5 separate regions of the Homo sapiens genome follow, and all the other regions are linked to region 1. The links are chromatin contacts, found by Hi-C or POLR2A ChIA-PET in ENCODE. All regions are on one chromosome and are shown on one strand. Each heading gives the region's core, a stretch centred on a gene start or an enhancer-like site at or near the end of the contact. The rest is flanking DNA. Distances are from core to core; before and after follow the strand shown.

Region 1 (2,591 bases), core at 30-2,529:
TGTAAGAAATGTACTGACTGACAGATATTTTACTCCTGCTTACATTATGATCTTTGTTGAACATATGAAGGCTTTTAGGAACTATTTCAATTTCTCTGAAAACATAGTATCATGTAGTTGTAAGTGGTAATAAAAATAATGATAGAAGCTAAAAACAAGCATGTCTTATGTCCTTGGCATAATATCAAGTGGATTTATTTGCATTATTTTATTTAATTCTCACATCCCCCAAAAATCAAAAAACCTAAAGCAAATGCTTTTATTCTTTCCATTTTAAGGATGAAGAAATTGAAGCTCAGAGGTAAGTGAGTAGAGGGTCAATTTGATGGCTTGTTGATGTCATCAAAAATCTGTGCTGTGTCTCTTGTTCTGCACAGAATCCTCAGGTCACAAGATAGAATTAATTGTTACGGAGGTCACTTGTAGGCACAGCAACAGCTGGCCGGAGAAGGGAGACACGTCCTTCCAGGCAGGGCTTTGTAATTAGAGAAGAAAACCTTTTCCAAAGTGCTCGAGATGCCTGCCTTCAGGTCCCAGTCCACAGCCAATACTCATAGCCCAGCTGCATGGGGGCTGATACATCTACTCTCTGATATTTTGGGACGCTGGTGGAGGGGAGCTTTCTGAGCAAGGAGATGTGTGGAGGTAGAAAAGCGTTGAGTGTAGACAACCCACATGGCTTACCACCCTACTAACTCCTTCATGCTTATACAGTTTAACTAATAGAAATCAAAATTTCATGAGTACTTATGTTTCCTGAATGACAATATGTAAGGCAAATAGAGCAAACATTGTGCTCTAATTTAAATGAATTATACCCAGACAGATATATTTATTTATTTGACTCTAAATAAGCAATGCTAAAGAATTTTAATTGAGAGATTGATTAAATGAAAAAGTACCCCTAGATAGAACAAAGCCAAATATGTCTCATATTTGTCAAAACTAATTGGCATTAAGATATTTACCTGTCTGGTGAAATTGTGTTTGGACTTGGGTGTCTTTTAATCTAATTTCTATCTTCCCTTACCTTCCTGTGGGCCAGAAGTCCCATGGTTGTCTGGCAAAAGTTTAACTGGACAAAGATAACTACATCAGCAATGTTGTTGAGCTCTCCCAAATCAAATGAATTGGAAGACTCCCCAGTGATGCTTAAAACTCAGCATAGAATGTCTTTATGTGAACCAGAACTTCATTTGACCTTTGCTAGCTTGAGATCAGTAGCAGCAGCCAGGAGACAATGACTCATTTCTGAATCAACCAGGATAATTTTCACACCTGTCTTAAAAAGCTTTGCCCCAGGAGTCCAGAGTCCCAGGGAAAAGACACTCTGTCTATTTCTAAAAGCCCTTCAAAGGAAACAGGGGCCACACTTACAGCCTAAGGGGCATTCGTTCTATTGAAAGAATGGGGTTACAGCATTGTGCCAGACCCCATGGCTACCATGGTTGGCAAAAATGTATTAACATATCCAAACACCAAAATCACCTCCAAGTAGTAGACAGGGCTATGCTGAAACCAAAGTTTAAAAAGGAAATTTGGGCAGTGTGCTGTGACTCGCACCTATAATTACAGCTACTTGGGAGGCTGAGGCACGAGTTGCAACGAGCTGAGATCGTGCCACTGCACTTCAGCCTGGGTGATGGAATGAGACTCTGTCTCAAAAAAAAAAAAATTGCTCCAAGTATAATTTGAAACACTAAGTATTAATCTATCTACCTATCTACCCATCTGTCATCTATGTTTCTATGAATATAACTACGTACTATCTGTATATATCTGCACTTTCCTATAATACAGATATATCATGATGGCTGTTTTAGAAAGGGTATTGTGTTTTTGAAATATTTTATACCTAAAAATATCTTTTAAACGTTTAGGGTGTGTATGAACACACAGACAGGTTATTATTTACATCCTCGTAATGCCGATTTGTCTTCCAGAAACTGTGAACAGCAATTCATTTTAAAGTTACTTTGGTATTTGGAGATGAACAGCTTGGTTATTCTTTGTTCCCTATCAAGCATCTGTCAAACTCAAGGATGAAACAGAGTGTTTTGTGTGTTTGTGAGCAGTTCTCCTGAAGTCACATGATTTTTTTCTTTTGGTAGCCCTTTCTGTATTAGTAAATATGTAAATGTATCCCCCACATGGAGCTTTCAACTGTGAAATTAACCTATCCCCAAGGCTTCTTTGAGTAAGACCAGGTGGTTCATACTATTTCCCTTCTAACTACAGCAAGAATCCCCTAGGGAAGAAGAGAGGAAGTGAGATTTTTGACATTTGTGCCGTGAAAAAGTGTCAATAGGTAATCTGAAAATGTCCAGAGGCATTCTACCAAAAGCCAGTGAAAATGATCTAATAAGTACTAACTTTTTAACTGTTAATTTGTGTAATACAACACTCATCTCTCTTTCTTGCTTAAAACAGAAAGCTCCCCCGCTCCCTTCTCGCATTTAAACTACAGTTATCAAAGGTTTAACGATTTCACCATTGGACATAGTTCAAACAGTACAGGCAGGAAAGAATGTTCAGCTGTCAGGGAACCAGCGCAGCCAGGGTGCTCCAGACAAATCGCTGTACATCATCAG
Region 2 (2,591 bases), core at 61-2,560, 350 kb after region 1:
AGATGGTGTGAGTTCTGTTGACTTAATTGTTGGAGTGTTTCTGAGTGGGGCCGCCTCCCTCCTCTGCCTCCTCACAGTATTATGGGCTATTCTGCATTACCTGCCCTACCTATCTTCATAATCTAGCCGCAAACAGCTTTGGTTGACCACACCACTTCCCTATTGAAAGTTAATACTGTTTGACTCATTCTGTGTTACTAACCTGAAGCCAAAGAAAACAAGGCAGAGAATAACTGGCTTGTGTGGAGTTTGGAAAGCTCTTGGAGGCCCTGCTTTCAAAATCCTATACAGTAGCTTTACTATATCTCTCCGCTGCAGCTGCTGAGAAAATGAAGGAAGCAGAAGTGGTTAAAAAAAAAAGTTGGGGGTGGGGAAGAGACTGGGAAGGGAGTGGGGCGGGGTCCCCCTCCGGCTGGGAAAAGACAGGGTAATCTGCGGCAGTTTATGAGGGCTGTCTCCCTGAGCTGAGGTCTTGCTTTCACACACCAGAGTGTTCACACAGAAGAGGGACTGTTGAAGGAGTTAAAAGGAGAGGAAAGTTCAAAACAGTTGTTGAAAAGGCAGCTCTCCTATTGCCTGCGTAACACAGAGGAGCTGGGAGGCTGGTCTCACCAGGCCAGGCAGCCATAGGCAGAGACTCAAGGTAGACAGGCCAGGGGGAAGTTGTGTACCTTTCGAATCGGGAAAGGATTGAGGAGGGGGAATGTTGCCGGACAGAAGGCTGTCCTGGGCGTCCATCCTTGCCCTCCATCCCTGTCTCCATCCCTGGCAAGGATGGAACCTTCCCTTCCTTCATTTCCTAACTGGCTCAAATGTGGTCACCAAGGTGAATAGGAGGCACTAGTGTCTTGGAATAAACAGAACTTTCCCTCCCAATGTTACCTGGCAGACAGTGGGACCAGCATCTTCATCACCATGCTGTGCTCTGTGGGAGTCTAGGCAAACAGCCACTTGCCCATTCAGGTAACTTTAGAAGAGGTCTCCCTCCTCACAGATGCCCTTCTCAGCAGGTGGCTGCTTCTGGCACGTGGACAACAGTGCATAGAAGTGAGCCTGATGCCTGAATGAGGCTGTCATGACACAAACAACCGGAAGCCTTATTTGTGAGGGAGGGTCAACGTTCTGTTCAAAACAACTTGCTGCGGTTGGCTTTTGTACTAGTGAGTACTCAGGAGCTGTGAGTGGCCAGGGTACCCTGTCCTTCTGTACCAGCCAGGACCTGCTCAGCCATCTGTCCAAGGGCTTTGCAAGGCCAGCCTAGAACCTCAGTTGGCGTCTGTGACAGGAGAGAGCGTCAGAGTCAGATGCTGTTCCCCTGCTGTTGGGAAAGTCCCCGAGGCCCAGGGGGCAGGGCTTTTAGAAATAGGAGGGAATTTCCTTCCCTCTTTTTAGAAGTACAGAGGAGGAGAGATCATCCTCCACACTGCTGGATGAGCATTCCAGAATAAATCTAGTCCAGGAAAGGGGCTCACTCATTCATTCATTCACTCACTCACTCATTCATTTATTTGTCCAGCATTTATGGAGGCATCACCCAACCTTGGAAGGGCCCTGCCTTTACCTCGGTCCTGTCCAAACATGCTCAGTGTCTCTGCCCATTATGTATGAGATCTGCTGCTGCGGGAGGGGAACTGAGATTCCTGCAGGGAGGTTAGGAGGCCAGTGTGGAGAGCCTCAGTGCTGGTAACATGCTCACGCAAGCAGTGTGTGTGCGCCTCCTGGATCTTCTTCTCCTGGCCCCCAGGTCTTGCCTGTCTACCCCAGGACTAGCCCTGCTGATGCCTGAACTCCAAAGCCATGTCAGAAGCTCCAGGCAGCGTTCTGTGAGTCAGTGCTCATATCTCCATAGTGCGCCACCCGCCACCAATACTTTCTTTCTCTTCTGCAAGTCGCCTTCTCTTTAGAGTCTGTCCCTGGGCAGGAGCTACTCTGATCAACAAATCCATGTCACTGGTGGTTACCACTCTCTGGTTACTTTTCAGTTACGCTGTAACTGGGGGTTTCCTTGAGATAAGACCTTAACCTAGGGAGGGTTGCTAATATTTGGGATTATAGGCTGGTAGAAGAAGAAAAACCTTGAATTTGGGAGCTGTCTGCACCCTTCTTAAGAAACTGCCTCCACTTCCCCCACAGAGGGCTACCTCTGGTCAAGAGCAAAAGCCAGCAGGTGGCTTCTCTGCCCTGAGCTCAAGTTACCTCCTTAGTCACCAGACAGAAATGGACAGTGAGCCCTGGCGACCGGGGATGGCAGATTTAGATTTTGAGTGCTCTGCTTTTAGGAGAGGCCCGAGTCTCATGTGAGTGGGCGAAAAACTCCACTGCTCGTGGCAATGAGCCCTGGACTCAGGGAGCAGAGTTTTGTTTGGGTTTTTGTCCCGTGAGTCTTGGGCGCATGGTGCAGGGGGGCTGGGGAGGGGCAGGCCTGTGTGCGTCTCTGGCTTGAAGTTGTATTGGTTGTTGATCTTGCCTTGGCGTTGGCCAGCCTTTCCTGTCCATTGACTGTTGCTTGCTACACTTGTCTTGGCCCATGTCCTGAGGGCGATCACAGAACGGTGTGTGTGTGTGAGTGGATGTATGGATGTGTGATGGAT
Region 3 (2,591 bases), core at 37-2,536, 320 kb after region 1:
AACAAATGCCATTTCCATGGAAAACTGAGTTCTATATTCTAAGGACCTGATTTTCAGTCTGACTTTTGAGGGTAGTCCTGGTGCCAGTAGCTTAGGCCTCAAGTCTGCATTTTGCATGTGTGATGTGAGTGCGATTGGATCAAGCAATCTGCAAATACAGGCACTTTGCACACAAGTATATACAGTACGCCGACATCTTAATTCAATTCAGCATGGAGAATCAGGAAATTATGTGCAAGTTGAAGGATTTGTATCCCGTCCAGAAATCCCCAAATAAATTAATTATACAACTCCACTGTCAAAAATAGTGGCAAATGTTTGGGTAAGGAAATGGAAGAGGAGCATAAGCATGAATTTTGGCTGTTAGGTTGTTCCAGTGGAAAAGTGAGAAATCAAAATTAAAAATACTTCATAAAAAATACTCCAAATGCAGACTACTCCTGGAATCCGAGGGTACGTTAATTTTTATACTTAGTTATCCGCAATTAAAATTAGACCCAAAGCCATCTATTGTAAAAGGAGAAATCTCCCTGCAACCTTTCAGGATCTTGTGGGATTTCCTGAATTTGCAAAGAGCAGAACCTGAGCCTTCACTGACTCTCTTGGTTTTTAAAAGCTGCGATGTTTTTCTTTTATTTTTCCTTTCTCACTCTTTGGGCGTTTCAAGACTCTGGGCACAACTGGCTTTCCTGCAGACAAACACAAGAGTGAAAAATGTTGCGATTGTGTTTCCTAAGGACTCTGAGCCCCCAGGGCAGACGGCTCCTTTGTGTCTGCAGCCTTCCTTTGCGTGACAAAGGGCAAGTTTCACATCCCCTGAAACTGTCCCCAAAAGAAGAAGATGACTCATGCTTACAGACCTACACTAAGGAGAGTGACAGGAACAGAGTCTGCTGCAGAGCCAACTCAGGTAGACCGGGGATACCTGCAAACTAGACCTGAGGAGGCCGAGTCACAACAGGAGTCGGGGCTCGCCCGTCAGACACGGGGTGTTATAGGAGGATTCTGCTCTGATGTGGCCTGGATGCACTTTTAAATATGTTCTTCACACCTAGGCAAGAAATGACCCCGAGCTGCATGTCTTTTTGCTTTGTAATCTCCTTGCCACCCTCAGCTCTTTGGGGAGCAGTGTGCACATTTGAAGCAATCCTGAGGTTTAGCCACTTCCCAGATGTGGTGAGGAAGTGGAGAGTGCGCTGGGCCATGCGGAACTGCAGGTTCCAGCCGTGGCTTTATTTGACCACAATTGGCTGTCAGAGTTCACCAGCCCCAGGGCCGCCAACGTCAAGACTAATCAAGCCTAGACCTGGGGCCTCCCCGCTGACTGGCCCTGGGGAGTGTGTCATGGCAGCGAGTGTCCAGGAAGACTCACCCCTTGACCTTCTTCCCAACTAAATAAAGCAGTTAGTATTTTGCCCTGGCATTTGGATGGACACACTGGCGTCGAGGGAGACAACACATGTTGCAGTGAGGAGCACTGGCCTGGCTTGTTTACATAGCATATCAGCCACTCACAGTTGTGCCTTACAAAGGTCGCCAGCTGGCGGGGCAGGAGTGAACTTGAACTTGAAGTTCAAGTTGCGTTTAGGCCTGGTAGCAGCCCCATCACCTGCTGAACACACACACACACACACACACACACACACACACACACACACACACGCACAAAACCCCTCCTCATGTCAGACGTCAGTGCCTACTTCATCCCCAGCTCCTTCTTACGGGATCTGTCACAGCTCTGGTCTTTGTGGAATCACCTTTATCATGTCTTTAATGATCATTCCACTGACATTTACTGAGACCTTTCCCTGTGCTCTGCTTGTATATTCAGCATTCCATTTAACCTGCAGAACAATGCTACGAGATGGAATGACTGTTATTAACCCCCTTTTACAGATGACAAAGCTGAGGCCCCAGAGAGGTCAAGTAACTTGCCTGAGGTCACACAGCTAGCAAGTGGCAGAGCGAGGTTTTGAACCTAAGTAGGTTGCCTTGAGAGTCCACACTGAATGAATCACCACTGTGTTTCCACCTTCATGGGATTTTATATGGAATTCTTCTCTCTCACTGCTTCCAAGCCTACATCAAGACAAACCTCATCTGCCCTGTTGTTTTTTGTTCTCACCTTCTTATTCAGTATGAGTGTCGTTTGGTGCTTCTAATGGTCTTCTAATGGTCCTCCTGGAACCCAAGCCCTGGCTGGAACTGATGCTGCTGTGGTGGTCAGGGTTCAGTGAGCAGGAGGAAGGACTTGGTGTTTACCCCTTGTTTACCCCTTTCCTTGGCTTCCTTCCATGCAGGCCACCCTGTGACCCCGTGGTGGCCCCCTCTGGAACCAAGAGCTGCCGACTTCCAGCAGCACACACAGGATCAGTGCTGGGGCCATCTGTGCACTGACCAAAGCCTCTGCTGGCCTCACCAGACCAAGGCCAGTGAGTGCTTCAGGGAGCCTTGGATCCTCCAGGCTGCCAACAGAAACACCGGCCCTCTCGGCAGCAGCCCCATCCTTCCACCCCTGCACTGGGTCCTGAAAAGCCCATTTTGGGGCCGTTGCTATTTAGCCAACCTGCCCTCCCTTGCTCTCCTGTGAT
Region 4 (2,591 bases), core at 25-2,524, 280 kb after region 1:
TCCTGTATATCTGGAAACAATTACGTGACTGATCCGGAGTTTCAGGTATGCATCAGATGTGTGCTTTCCAAATGCCTGCATCTCAAAGACTAGGAAGGCAATGGGAACAGTCTTCTGAGGGTGTAAAAAGAGGGACCCAGGCTGGGGCAATGGGACTGAGGGGACTATATAGATGAGTCTTCCTTGCTGTGTTTCTGTAGTTTTGACTTGGCCAGAAATGTTTTCCATCGGAATGAGAAAAACCATATATTTGCATAACCAAAACATCGGTGCAATATGTTAAGCAGAGGCCTCCTCGACCTACTGGCCAGTTGTGGTTGCCACTATGCCAGAAACTCAGAAGTGGTTGCTTAGGTTGTTGACCGCAGCAACCTCTAAAGCCCTCAGGGCACCCAAGAGTATCGCAAAACAGAGAGGACGGGTGATGGAGATTTCCCAGGCTTCTAGCCTTACTGCCACCCAGTGATAGAAGAGTAAGTAGCAAAGGAAAATATTTTTTCACCACTCAATGCCTGGCAGTCATCATCTCCTTGCTCTGAGATCTAGGATGCCTCAGGGTACGTAGGCTGGAGGAGGTGGCAGCTACAGTTCATTGTCATCGATTGATTCATTCATTCTTAAGAAGTGTCTGTTGACTATCTACTCAGTTCCAAGCACTTTTCTTGATGCTGGGCAGTGAACAGGACAAAACTTATCCTTCACTCCATCCACTCCCTCTGTCACTTGGAGGATGGACAACAAATACATAAACACAGAAATCAAATAAGACAAATGCAATGGTGAAAAGAAACCCGTGCATGTGACATGATAGTTGTGATGGTTCAGGGGTAGGGAGCGGGGTTACTTTACCCATTACTTTAGTAGATGACGGTTGAGCAGCCATGGGGAAAACTGGGGGAGTTTAGAGACAGGAAAGTGGTCCAGGCAGAAGGAAAGCCCCTGAAAAGGTCCTGAGGCAGAAAAAGCTTGGCGCGTCTGTGAGACAGACAGAGGCTATGGCAGAGCAAGCCGAGGGAGACAGGTGCTCCCAGGTCTAGGTGATGGGCTGGGCTGGTTTCCTCCAGGGCCTGGAATTCTGAGTGCCCTGGAAAGCCGTCAAGGAGTTTGGGTGGAGGAGAGACACAATCTAATGTGTATCACTCTCTGGCTGCTTTACTGGAGTGGGGCAAGGGCAGAGCTGGAAGGATGGCCAGGGGTTCACTGCAGTGTGGGGAGGAGACATTCGCTGCCCAGGAGGGTTGGCTGCAGAGGCTGTTCCTCTTTTCTCCCAGCCACAAACTCCAACCCTGAGCAGACTGCAGAGGGTTCCTCTATCTGAGTATGGGTTCAAATGCAGCTGTCAGGCACCTTGGTGGATCTCCCATTCCTCTGTCCTCATGTATGTAAGATCTCCCTCCCAGGGTTGCTATCTATGAGATGTCTGGTAATAGACGCAGGTGGCAGCTGTTGTTAATATCACCTTTGTTCCTTACCTGATCCCAATAAATGTATTGTCGACATTGATTTTCATCAACCTTTATTCAGCAAATATTTGTTAAGCACCTACTCTTCTTCTCCTGGGTCCTGTACCACCACTAGAAGCAGCTGTATGATGCATATCAGGAAGAGACCCCTTCCCACCTAATGGGATAGCTCGTCCTGCCCCCAGTGAACTCCAAAAAATGCTTTCTGTGCCCTCTTTGCAGGCCTTTTACTGAAATATTATGCGATATTTAAATAAAACATCAGTATGAGCTAATTGGAAGGCTGAGGCAGGAGGATCACCTTGAAGCCAGAAGTTCACAGCCAGCTGGGGCAAATAAGGAGACCTCATGTCTAAAAATGTTTAAAAATTAGTGGGGTGTGGTGGCGTGTGTCTGTAGTCCTAGCTACTTGGGAGGTTGAGGTGGGAGGAGCCCTTGAACCCAGGAGCTGGAGCCTGCGGTGAGCCACTGCACTCCAGCCTGGGCAACAGAGTGAGACCTTGTTTCAAAAAAAAAAAGAACAACAATAACATAACGACAAAAAATACAAAACACCAGCATTTGCATTCAGAGTCCTGACTGGAAGCATGTGATTCAGGAGCAAGCCCGCCCTGGACATGGTCCTGGCCTGGATGAGGACTGAGGCTGGCATCCACTCACAGGGCAGCACCTGGACCCTGTCCAGCATCTGAAGAGGGCTTCATCTGGCACAGAACAATTGCAGGGTTTCACTGGGGAAGAGCGAGGCTTTCTGTCTCACCCTCATGTCCAGGGCTGGTGACAGAGAGGACAAAGGGCAACCGACAGTGGCTTTTGCCTCTGCATTTAGCTTTCATTATACAGTTCTTGACTTCAGAAAGACAGTTCATTTGTTTCTTAGTTCCCAGAAGCCAAAATGAATTCTGTACCAGAAAAAAAAAAAACAGTTCTGAAAATTATCTTCATTGCTGGAGTTTCTATCAGGAAATTACCAAAAGGAGAAAAATAGGACCTGGGAGAGTCCTGAGTGCTCCAGCCAGTGAGGAGAAGGTGGAGAAAGCAAGAGAAGTTGGAGCCCTTTGCTGGCTTGCCAGAGACTGGGAGCCACATGGATGTGGTTTCCCTGCAACAGAAGGCTAAGGGTGAGCT
Region 5 (2,591 bases), core at 55-2,554, 260 kb after region 1:
TGAATATGTTCAAAGTCATATTTAAACATTATTTCATTTCTTTCTTCAACTTCCATATACCGTATGTGTTTGTGAAGGTATTATCTGTGTAAAAAATCAGAAACTAAGAAACCAGGCACTTGACTCTTAGGATGTTTGGATATCAGAGTCAGGATTTAAACCAAGGTTTAAGTCCAACCACATCCCAGTTAGGAATCAGCAATGCTATGACTCCGTGAAGGAAATCATGGCAGTGGAAGGAGAGCTCACAGCTGTAGGACCCATTTCTCGGTTGTCTTCAGGCTCCCAAAGAACACATCAACTAGAATCAGCTAACGCATGAGTGACAGATTATTTTCATTATAGAAGTGTATTTCTATTTGCTCTCTAAGCCTCTTTATTAATTTCACTCTTCAAAACATATACCACTGGGTTAAGAATTCATTAAATGTAAAGATGTCACATTTTGAATCATCAAATGTAGAATAAAGACAGAATCAAAAACATGAAAAAATAATAGCAGTAAGGGAGAGAGAGGGAAAATGAATATGGGGAAGTCTAAAAAATGAAAAAGGGGAAAAATGAAGGAATATGCCTGCTGTTTCCTAATGAGTAGCTGAAAGTCTTCAACCTATGAAGCCTCCTGGATCATCTGCCAATTGTTCAACACAACTCCCACCCCTGCCTTCATCCTCTTTCCCTGATTCACACCCTCATGGCCTCTTTTCATTACAGTCAAGGTCCATCCCAGCTTTGACCTCATGAATCCATTATGCCCTCCTCTGTTACTGCTAGACCTGCAGACCCAGTGTCCACAAAGATGCTCCTATATTCTTTATTCCTGCTTCTCTGGAATGGTTTTAATGCCCCCTAAAGCACCAGCATGTGAATCGACCTTTGTGTTCATATCATGGAGTCCTCTTAGCTCCTTGGTGCCTCCAAGGCCAAGCTTCCATCACCTGCCAAGACACAGCGAGCTGGACCAATATTTGTGTGGCAGGTTGGGTGTGACATGAATGTCAAAGCCACCCTGAATTGAGGGATTCTGCTCCCCTTTGTTGAACTTCCTTTGGGTGGTAAGCCAGACATTGTCATTCAGCAAACATGGTTTCAATAAATATCTAGATGCAATCAAGAGAAACATGAAAATGACATGGCCTCAGTCCTCCAAGAGTTCAAATCTAACAGAAGGGACAAAAAGTGTCTTAGCCTAAGATGATTAAAAAAAAATTAAAAAAAAACTTGACTCAAAAGCTTATATGCTTTTTGGGGTGGGGCAACAGGGTGTACAGTCCCAAGGAAGTAAAAGTGAAAGCAAAAGAAAAGGCACAGAGCTAGTCACAGCTCATGAGAAACTTAGCTAAGCCTTTGCTCTCTCAGGACATACACAGAAAAGCTGTACGAATCTGCTGTGTCTTAGAACAAAGGCAAGCAACTTATCTGCTGGATTCTCCCTATCCACTGCCTCTCATTGATCAAAAGTTCACCCAATACAGTATTAATTCCCCCTGCACTTGCAAGTTGTTACCTGGAACCCCCAGGTAGCCACTGGGAAATCCAAGCATCTCTAAGTTCTGGCCAAGTAGCACATAGGTACAGCTGACTCCTCTTGTCAGTGAGCATCACACATGGGAATTCTTTGGTCTGTGATGGCAATAGCAGCAGCTGTGGCTTTATGACAGTATCCTTTGCCCCATTTCCAAGGCCACCCAGACCCAGAAGCAAGACAAACTCCCAGGCACTGAGCCAGGAAGGTCTGGAGTGGTGCGTGAACGGGGTCCATCACACCAGTGAGTTCAGTGCAGTGTACTGCATGCCCAGCCAACCCAAAGACCAAGGCAAGACCTAGGAACTTTTTATTTCAAAAGGAACATAGGTCTTGAAAATACTCTACTTTCAGCTACTATACGTCGAACACAGTAAAACAACAGTATTTGTTCCCTTTTCTGGTAATAAATCCTAATGACTCCAGCTTGCCAGAAGTCATAAAAAAAACATCAAAACTTGCTGAAGGATTGATAACATCCCACCACTCATAAAATGTCAGATGTTGGATTCATTGTTAGTGACCTAAAACATTAGAAACTTAGATTCAATGGAAAATAAGTGTAAACACATCAGAGCAACACAGCCTAGCTCTGGATGTAATTTGACCTAGTTATGTAGACATTTGGAAACACTGGCTTCTACCTGAGGGGCTACTTGTAGCATGTAACAAGGACGCATCTCACAGTACTCATGCACTAACAGCTCTGCAGAAGGGCACTGAAGGTTGAGGAAGAGGTGTTTAGTTTGAAACAAGTCCACCATCGAGATGTTCCCAACCACTAATTTTCCAAGATAAACTGTTATGTCCTGTGTGTATAGCTTTGCAATCCTGATTAAAGCCAACAGCTTTGGGTGAACACACACCACATTATACCCATATCTGTCCCACAATTTTTGTGCAAACTCTCTTAATACCACTTCAAAAGCATGTGATCATTATGCACACGTACATGTACGTACTAAAGTGAGAAATAGGAGTAGAAGTGAATGCATAAAAGAGGATGCACATGCAATAAGAAGAGAGATGGGTATAATGTAGGACAGACTGGCTAATTGGTCAGAAA

The links. A loop is a pair of places that touch in the nucleus more often than their neighbours do. ChIA-PET counts read pairs that join two places held with the same protein, here RNA polymerase II (POLR2A). Pooled maps may share reads with other maps.
Region 2: a loop to region 1 is called in a pooled map, with 4 times the contacts of the local background. The contact joins two enhancer-like sites. A Hi-C loop is called at or near these places in 1 of 37 single-sample maps with no recorded cell type and 2 of 50 pooled maps. POLR2A ChIA-PET finds 5 or more read pairs at or near these places in 1 of 52 experiments (OCI-LY7).
Region 3: a loop to region 1 is called in a map with no recorded cell type, with 9 times the contacts of the local background. The contact joins two enhancer-like sites. A Hi-C loop is called at or near these places in 7 of 37 single-sample maps with no recorded cell type and 4 of 50 pooled maps. POLR2A ChIA-PET finds 5 or more read pairs at or near these places in 3 of 52 experiments (AG04449, BJ and OCI-LY7).
Region 4: a loop to region 1 is called in a pooled map, with 3 times the contacts of the local background. The contact joins two enhancer-like sites. A Hi-C loop is called at or near these places in 2 of 50 pooled maps. POLR2A ChIA-PET finds 5 or more read pairs at or near these places in 2 of 52 experiments (T-cell and WTC11).
Region 5: a loop to region 1 is called in a pooled map, with 2.2 times the contacts of the local background. The contact joins two enhancer-like sites. A Hi-C loop is called at or near these places in 2 of 50 pooled maps. POLR2A ChIA-PET finds 5 or more read pairs at or near these places in 2 of 52 experiments (activated CD4-positive, alpha-beta T cell and activated T-cell).

Annotation. Positions count from the first base shown.
Region 1 is chr21:35,189,244-35,191,834 of GRCh38, reverse strand. No RefSeq gene overlaps it. Among named protein-coding and RNA genes, the nearest start is that of RUNX1, 140 kb to the right of the region's middle. Within about 2 kb of position 1,279, at least 4 of the 41 ENCODE cell types and tissues checked have a DNase peak (open chromatin) inside an H3K27ac peak, as active enhancers do; they include OCI-LY7, where a contact is called at or near this core.
Region 2 is chr21:34,843,495-34,846,085 of GRCh38, reverse strand. All of the region lies in intron 6 of RUNX1 (RUNX family transcription factor 1), which reads left to right. The region is part of intron 1 of RUNX1-AS1 (RUNX1 antisense RNA 1); the gene reads right to left. Among named protein-coding and RNA genes, the nearest start is that of RUNX1-AS1, 8.5 kb to the right of the region's middle. Within about 2 kb of position 1,310, at least 20 of the 41 ENCODE cell types and tissues checked have a DNase peak (open chromatin) inside an H3K27ac peak, as active enhancers do.
Region 3 is chr21:34,864,351-34,866,941 of GRCh38, reverse strand. All of the region lies in intron 5 of RUNX1 (RUNX family transcription factor 1), which reads left to right. The region is part of intron 1 of RUNX1-AS1 (RUNX1 antisense RNA 1); the gene reads right to left. Among named protein-coding and RNA genes, the nearest start is that of RUNX1-AS1, 29 kb to the right of the region's middle. RefSeq lists enhancers at 683-962, 1,003-1,172, 443-1,642. Within about 2 kb of position 1,286, at least 17 of the 41 ENCODE cell types and tissues checked have a DNase peak (open chromatin) inside an H3K27ac peak, as active enhancers do; they include OCI-LY7, where a contact is called at or near this core.
Region 4 is chr21:34,910,179-34,912,769 of GRCh38, reverse strand. The region is part of intron 2 of RUNX1 (RUNX family transcription factor 1); the gene reads left to right. Among named protein-coding and RNA genes, the nearest start is that of RUNX1-AS1, 75 kb to the right of the region's middle. Within about 2 kb of position 1,274, at least 4 of the 41 ENCODE cell types and tissues checked have a DNase peak (open chromatin) inside an H3K27ac peak, as active enhancers do.
Region 5 is chr21:34,932,889-34,935,479 of GRCh38, reverse strand. All of the region lies in intron 2 of RUNX1 (RUNX family transcription factor 1), which reads left to right. Among named protein-coding and RNA genes, the nearest start is that of RUNX1-AS1, 98 kb to the right of the region's middle. Within about 2 kb of position 1,304, at least 5 of the 41 ENCODE cell types and tissues checked have a DNase peak (open chromatin) inside an H3K27ac peak, as active enhancers do.